Regions from separate parts of the Homo sapiens genome. Here region 2 is linked to region 1. A link is an interaction called in ENCODE POLR2A ChIA-PET data of the cell type or tissue named here. Cell type or tissue: A673. All regions are shown on one strand.

Evidence for each region. Peaks named below come from ENCODE experiments on the same cell type or tissue, not always from the same donor. Only the 100,000 strongest peaks of a DNase experiment are listed, where the experiment ranks them.
Region 2: POLR2A ChIA-PET joins it to region 1 with 16 read pairs; 2 of 35 experiments call an interaction of 5 or more read pairs at or near these places.

What each region holds. Positions count from the first base shown.
Region 1 is chr22:38,464,035-38,468,034 of GRCh38, reverse strand. No RefSeq gene overlaps it. Among named protein-coding and RNA genes, the nearest start is that of KDELR3, 2.1 kb to the left of the region's middle. RefSeq lists silencers at 1-87, 108-177 and an enhancer at 2,130-2,631. In A673, no CTCF peak of the experiment used is centred here; a DNase peak (open chromatin) is centred at 1,614.
Region 2 is chr22:37,663,401-37,667,400 of GRCh38, reverse strand. It overlaps PDXP (pyridoxal phosphatase), which reads right to left. Exons shown (of 2, transcript NM_020315.5): 2 at 469-1,846. The coding sequence ends at 1,530. Among named protein-coding and RNA genes, the nearest start is that of PDXP, 6.7 kb to the right of the region's middle. In A673, no CTCF peak of the experiment used is centred here; no DNase peak of the experiment used is centred here; H3K27ac peaks cover 450 bases.

The DNA.
Region 1 (4,000 bases):
GCGCAGGGTGGGGAGCCAGGAAGCGGCGCGGCCCGGAGATCCCGCCTCCCGCCCATCCCAGCGCCCGGCTCCCGGACTGGGCGGCCCGGCGACGCGGGGGGGCTTCTGGCCTGCGCCCGGCTGCCGTGTGCGCCGGGTGCCCGCCACGACCCATGTCGCCCATGCCCCAAGTGCCCTCTGCCTTCCCTCCGCAGAAACTGGAGGCCTGCCACCAAGCCCCAATCTCTGCCTCAGTTTCCTCATCTGTACACAGGCCCCATAACACTGGTGCCAGCGCTTGGCAGGAGCCAGCACGTGGAAGTACCCTGTGGGGCGATTCCTGCTATTGTCCTCATCTTCCCGGAGCTGGAGCTCCCTCCCTGGGAGAGTGGGGTGGGGCGGGGCGAGCCGGAAGCGGAGTCCCCACCTCCGTCTGTTAATTTGGTTGTCCACCCGGTCGGGACCCGATCTTGCTGCAGGTGGACAATGGTAATGGCACACCACTCAGCAGCAGAATCAGACTGACCTCGGCTGCAGCCTGGGTCGGTGGGCCTTCCTCTCTCTTGGTCTCAATTTTCTCACCTGTAAAATCGGGTTGTTGTGGGTAGGCAGGAGGTCAAGCTGGTCAGGGAGATCCAGGGCCCTCGTTCGTGCCTTCCCTCTTCTTGGTGTTACTAGGATGTTAAACAGGGACACACAGGACAGGAGAGACCCAGGAGGGCTGAGCACCAGGAAGGGTGGGGAGTGAAGGGTCCCTGGTGGGAGGGAGTCCTCCCAGGGCTGTGTGGTCTGAGCAGGTCCACCACCCCCTCTGGATATAAGTCTCTGCGTCTGAAAGAGTGGACCAGGTGAGCTGAGGGCCCTTAGCCTCCCCTCCTTGACCTGAATAAGCCCTCCTCCCATTCAGCGCCCTCATCTCTCTCTAAATAACGGACCTCCTCCCACTCCCACCTCCTGCCACAGATAACCAGAGAGGCTTTTCCATGACAAATGTATTTAAACAGAGATGGGGTCTCACTGTGTTGCCCAGGCTAGTCTCGAACTCTTGTGCTCAGGCCATCTGCCTGCCTCAGCCTTCCAAATGCTGGGATTACAGGCATAAGCCACTATGGCCAGCCTCTTTTCTGTGATAAAAATCTGTCACTTCAGTGGTCAAGACCCTTCTATGGCTCCCTATGCCCCCTACTTTCCCTACTTTTCCTCCCAGGGAAAGGCAGTCCTTTTTTTTTTGAGACAGAGTCTCGCTCTGTGGCCCAGGCTGGGGTGCAGTGGCACAATCTCTGCTCACTGCAATCTCTGCCTCCCTGGTTCAGGCGATTCTCATGCCTCAGCCTCCCAAGTAGCTGGGATTACAGGCGCCCGCCACCACGCCAGGCTAATTTTTGTATTCTTAGTAGAGATGGGGTTTCACCATGTTGGCCAGGCTGGTCTCGAACTCCTGACCTCAGATGATTTGCCTGCCTCAGCCTCCCAAAGTGCGGGGATTACAGGCGTGAACCACCGCGCCCAGCCAAGGCAGTCCTTTGAGACCCCAAACGCAGTCCAAAGACCAGCAGCATTGCTACCGCTTGTTGGGAATGCAGAATCTCAGCCCCTCCCCAGGCATTCCCGGGTGAATCAGACTCCGATGTGCACACGAATCCCCTGGGGATCGTGTTTAACTGTAAAGTTCCAAAGGCACTCATCTAAACAGCACTGTGAGGAAGCAGTGGCCTCATTCTCATTTCACACATGGGGAAAGCGAGGCAGGGAGGCTAAATAACTTGCTTGAGGTCACACAGACACCAAGCAGTCCTGTAGCCCAGATTCCAACACACGGTCTACCATGAAATCATTCCCTTACACTGTGGGTTGCCATGGCAGGTGATGAGCACCCTGTCGCGAGAGGTGGGTGAGCGGCCGGTGGACGCTCATTTGTCAGAGACTCAGCAGCAGGCCCTCCTGCCCTGGCAGGGAGGTGGTGACCCCAATAGCCGTCAAGTACTGAGCATCTGGGTGCCAGGCATGGGTCAGGCCTGTTACTCAGGTTCTTTCCATCAACAGGCACGTGGTTCAGCGGCCTTCAGAGCCTCGCTTTGCAGGGGATGAACCTCGAGGTCCAGGGAGGTGAGGTGCCTAGACCAGGTCCCTCTGGGAGGAGGAGCCAGGCGCTCATCCCTGAGCTGCGGCAGGTTCCGAATGGCCCTTCTGTTCCCCGCTCCCCTCCAACCCTGCCCAGATGCCTCCTCCTCAGCCGGTGCCCAGAGAAGGCGGAGGCTATTTAAATCCCTCAGGTGTGGCTGCGGTTGTCTCTGCCCAACCAGCTGGCATTTCCTTCTCAGCGCCCACCTCCTCCCCAAGCCAGAGAAAAGCACGTGCAAGTGCCATTTGGTGAAAACATCTGTCCTCCTGGGAAGCAGCCCCCACTGTGTGTGTTGGGGGGGACGTGGGGCTGGAATGAGGCTGGATCCTCCCCTTCCCTTTATTTCCTCAAGACCACAGGGAAACTGGCCAAGGCCAGGGAGAGTCTGAGGAGGGACCGTGGTGCTGGAGGGGAAGGAACCCAAGCTGAATGGCTCCAGGGGCTAGACCTTGTCCCAGGCCTGCCACTGTGGCCTTGAGCCTGCCACGTCCCCTCTCTGGGCCTCAGCTTTCTCATCTGATAAATGGGAAAAATAAAGACAGATGTAGGCCAGTCACGGTGGTTCACACCTGTAATCCCAGCACTTTGGGAGGCAGAGGCAGGGGGATCACTTGAGGCCAGGAGTACAAGACCAGTCAAGGCAACACAGCAAGACTTGTCTCTACAAAAAATTAAGAAAACAGAAAATAAAAAAAAGATTAGCCGGGCATGGTGACAAACCTGTGGCTCCAGCTACTTGAGACGCTGAAGCAGGAGGATCGCTTGAGCCCAGGAGTTGAACGCGGCAGTGAGCTATGATTACATCACTGTATTCCAAACTAAGTGACAGAGTGAGACCTTGTCTCAAAAAGAAAAAACTAAAAAGAGGCCAGGCGCAGTGGCTCATGCCTGTAACCTCAGCACTTTGGGAGGCCAGGTGGGCAAATCTCTTGAGCCCAGGAGTTTGAGACAAACCTGGGCGACCTGGTGAAACTCTATTGCTACAAAAAAAAAAAAAAAAAAAAGACAAAAATTATGGCCAGGCACAGTGGCTCACGCCTGTAATCTCAGCACTTTGGGAGGCTGAGGTGGGCGGATCACCTGAGGTCAGGAGTTCGAGACCAGCCTGACCAATATGGTGAAACCCCGTCTCTACTAAAAATACAAAGATTAGCCGGATTAGTGGCGAGCGCCTGTAATCCAAGCTACTTGGGAGGCTGAGGCAGGAGAATCGCTTGAACCCAGGAGGCAGAGGTTGCAGTGAGCCAACACCAGGCCACTGCACTCCAGCCTGGGTGACAGAGTGAGACTCCGTCTCAAAAAAAAAAAAAAAAAAAACACACACACAAATTAGCCAGGCGTGGTAGCACGTGCCTATAGTTACAGCTTCTTGAGAGGCTGAGTTGGGAGGATCACCTGAGCCTGGGAGGTCAAGGTTGCAGTGAACTGAGATTGCGCTACTCTACTTGAAACTGGGCGTGGGTGACAGTGAGACCCTGTCTCAAAAAGAAATGAAGTATTGCAGGTGCTTAGCCATTGCTCTTTGCATCCAGTTTTCCTGATGTCCCTATGAAATGGATACTATGTCCTTATTTTACAGATGAGGAAATCGGGGCTCAAATTTGTCTCTTGCTCCCCAAGGTCAGTCACATGGCTCTCCTCTCCCCAAAGTCCTAAGGCTCTGTCCACAGTAATTAGCCCCACCTCTTTTGTGCCCACTAGGCTCCCAGGTGGAGACTTTCAAAGCTCCCCATGGAGAAAAGGGGAAACCCTTTACTCACGGAAAACATTTGGCTCTAGCCCCTGCCAGCACTCTGGCCACCTGCATGGTCATTCACGATCTGTCCCTGCTGCTGGGTGGATTCCAGCAAGTCCCTCACGTCTCTGAGCCTCAATTTCCCAACACTCAAAAATGTGCCT
Region 2 (4,000 bases), 800 kb after region 1:
ACCTGGCTAATTTTTTTTTTCTTCCCGAGACATTGTCTTACTCTGTCACCCAGGCTGGAGTGCAGTGGCGTGATCTCGGCTCACTGCAAGCTCTGCCTCCTGGGTACACGCCGTTTTCCTGCCTCAGCCTCCTGAGTAGCTGGGATTATAGGCGCCTGCCACCACGCTCGGCTAATTTTTTGTATTTTTAGTAGAGACAGGGTTTCACCGTGTTAGCTAGGATGGTCTCGATCTCCTGACCTTGTGATCCACCCACCTTGGCCTCCCAAAGTGCTGGTATTACAAGCGTGAGTCACCGCGCCTGGCTATAAAGCACTCTTGACTCAAAGTATCGCTACACACAGAAGACACTCAGGAACAGGAATGGGTCATTTCATGCAGAGAACAATGTGGTGGGCCAGGTCCAGGGAGAGCACACTCCAGCAGGGGGTCCTCCTCCCTCCCCAAACATAGACTCAAACACAGGTGAACACTCCCACGCGCACTTTATTAAGTACGGAAGGACAGGTCACAACAGGGGTGGAGGTGGCGGGGAAGGCCCAGCCCCCACCCACCATCACTGGCACACAATAAATAAATAAGTAAATAGCCAAGTGGGCACGGGAGAGAGGTGGTACTGAAAACACTGACCGCACAGGGGGACACGAAAGCCCCCCTTCGAGCTGTGGCCATCAACGCTGTACGGGTACCATGACCAGGAAAGGGTGGGGCTTGGCCACAGAAGCCCCAGAGCATCACAAGTCTTTGTAAAGGAGAGGTGTCTTTAGGACGTGGACCACTCTTATTTACTGACTGAAACCTGGACCCCTAGCTGGTCCCGTGAGACCCAGATTATCAAGGGGCCACTGTCTCTCAGGCTTCTGGACTGTTCTACTGAGGATCTAAAAGACCACTGGGTCACTATCACTTGGGGTCCTGATGGGTCCACCCAGGGACCTAGGACATGCGAGGGTCATCGTCACTTAGGCTTCCGATTGGTCCACTCGGGCTCCAGGACGTGAAAGGGTCACTATTACTTAGGAACCTAAACTGGTACCCCACAGGACCCAACATTGATGAGTCACTATCACTTAGCCTTTGGATTGGTCCACCCAGGACAATAAGGGTTGTGGTTCCCTAGACCTCTGGTTGACAAGGACCCAAGGGCCAGGACCTGAGGGGCAGAGAGAGCTCTAGAAGCCCCAGGGAAGGGGGAGAAGACTAAGTACTCAGGGATAGAGGGAATCTTCAGCAGGCACCAGGGCCCAGATTTCAAGGAGGGGAGGTGACAGGGAAGAAATAAGGCCACCTGGCTGGGTCAGGCCAAGATGAATCCATAGGGGACCAGCTTCTGGGGCAGCAAAGAGTGCCCAGCCACTGCTGGGAGGGGGTTGCAAGGGCCCTCAAACCTTCCCCGGGTCCCAGCCCCACCCCGGTGCAGAACTGGACCAAGGAGCCGGTTGTGCTTAACATGGCTCGTGACCCATCGCCTCCACCTACGGGATCAGGGAGTGGGGAGGGGTGGGCCTGTGGCTGCAGGTGCAGTGGGCTCAGTCCTCCAACCCCTCTGTCAAGTCTGCGATGCTCTCCACATAGTAATGGGGCACGAGGTCGTGCTGGCCGGCCGCTAGGTAGGCCTGGGCCTCTTCTAGGCGGGAGACTCCTGTGAGCGTGAGCACAGTGGTCATGCCGCAGCGGTGGCCAAAGAGGATGTCGGTCTCCAGGCGGTCACCCACCATAAGCGTGCGTGCGGGGTCGATGCTGAAGTTCTCCGTGATGCACTCGAACATGTAGGGGCTGGGCTTGCCCACCACCAGGGCCTGGCGTCCCGAGGCTGTCTCCACTGCAGCGGCCAGGCTCCCGGTGCCTGTAGGGAGATGGAGACGCAGTCAGCAGGAGGGCGGCAGGGACAGCGTCAGGCCCTGAAACTGGAAGTCCAGGGAGGTGGATTGTGCCAGGGTCAAATCGGCTGCTGACAGGAGCCAGAAAGCCCACTTCCGAGTCTCACTGTAGTGGTTAAGGGTAGAGACGGCAACCAGATGCCGGCATCTGGACTCCATCTCCACCGTTCTTGGCAGGCTAGCTAACCTCTCTGTGCCTTGGTTTCCCCATCTCTAATATGGGGATGTCTACGGCACTTATCTCATGTGGGTACTGTGAGGATGCGTGGAGCTACTGCAGGTAAACAGGGCCTGGCTCGGTCAGTCCTGCCTGAGGTTCGCGATTTCACCCTGACAGCCGTGGACCTTTGGACAAACCACTCAACCACCCCAAGTTTCTCCGGACTCCTGAGAAAGCGGAATCCAAGTAATGCCTACCTCCAAACGGGCGCTGGGCAACACAGGGGCAAGTGCTTTGTAAATGGAACAGCACTTAACAAATAGCAGTTGTGGTTACTGCTGCAGGAATTCACGCGGCTGGCGTTAGAAACTGGCACAGCCCCTTTGGAACACAGCGGGGCACAGAAATGTTCGCACCTCTGACCCAGTCCGCGTCCCCCGGGAAAGTGATCACAAGAAGAGAATTCCAGCTGGAGACAAAAAGCTGCAGGCTGGAAGACGTCTGTGGCTACAGTAACCGATAAGCCAAACTGTGGAACACTCCCGAGTGTCCAACAATAGGAGGACTGTTTAGAACTAAAGGACAGTCCTGTCTTCCAGCCCAGTACCATCCTGCCTCACACAATAAGTCCACTGTGCCTGTCCCACAGACGTGTCTTTGTGCCAGAACATTCGGCCTTCATGCTAATGTCCCTGAACAAATGATGATAATCACCATTTACTAAGCACATTCTAAACTGCCTGGCCTGTGCTGGGTGTTTCTGGAAGCCCATTTTACAGATGAGAATGCCAAGGCTCAGGGACATTAAGTAATTTGCCCAGGGTTGTACAGCTTCATAAGTGGCAGCAAAAGGATTTGCATTCGGGTGGGTCCAACCCAGCTCTGACCTGGGAGTACAGATTGTTTCCTATGCAGGAATTTTATGAGCTGGTTGTTAAAGGAAGGTACTATTAAGAGTCACTTTATGGCTGGGTACAGTGGCCCATGCCTGTAATCCCAGCACTTTGGGAAGCACAGGTGGGAGGATTGCTTGAGCCCAGGAGTTCAAGACCAGCCTGGGCAACAGGGAGATCCCATCTCTACTTAAATATACATATATATTTAAAAAATTAAAAAAAAAAAGAAAAGCTGGCTGGGCACCGTGGCTCATGCCTGTAATCCCAGGACTTTGGGAGTCTGAAGCAGGCGGATCATCTGAGGTCAGGAGTTCAAGACCAGCCTGACCAACATGGTAAAAATCCGTCTCTACTAAAAACACAAAAATTAGCCAGGCATGGCGGCGCATGCCTGTAATCCCAGCTATTTGGGAGGCTGGGGCAGGAGAATCACTTAAGCCCGGGAGGCGGAGGCTGCGGTGAGCTGAGATGACGCCACTGCAGCATTCCAGTCTGGGCGCCAGAGCTAGGCTCTGGCTCAAAAAAAAAAAAAAAAAAAAAAAAAAGTCAACGTATTCCAGGCACAGCTGCATTTAAAATAAATAAATAAAAGGCCCAGCCTGCACCATGAAACCCCGTCTCTACGAAAAATAAAAAAATTATTGGCCTCTGTAACACCGACATCCGGTCCAGGGCACTCTTCACTGCTGTCATCTTGCGAATTTGGCCCTGCAGGGGAGGCAGGAGCAAAAGGAGGCCCCTCCACGGTGGAGGGTTTGAGTCAGACAAAAGCAGGTGGCAGCAGAGGCTGACTGGCAGTGGTCAGTGTGTGTGGACAGGTTAATAGCCCAGTGAGTAGACTGGGGGTGTGGACAGATCTCTGTCACTCCCTCTCTGCTGGCCACTGACCCGGACAGTCATTGATATTAAATCCTGGGGGTACAGGATGATATTGAGTGAAGAGAAGTGGACACAGGATTATAGTGGGGTACAGTGGCATATACCTGCAGTCCCAGCTACTCAGGAGGCTGAGGCAGGAGGAGTGCCTGAGCCCAGGAGTTTGAGATTAAAGTGAGCTGTGATCT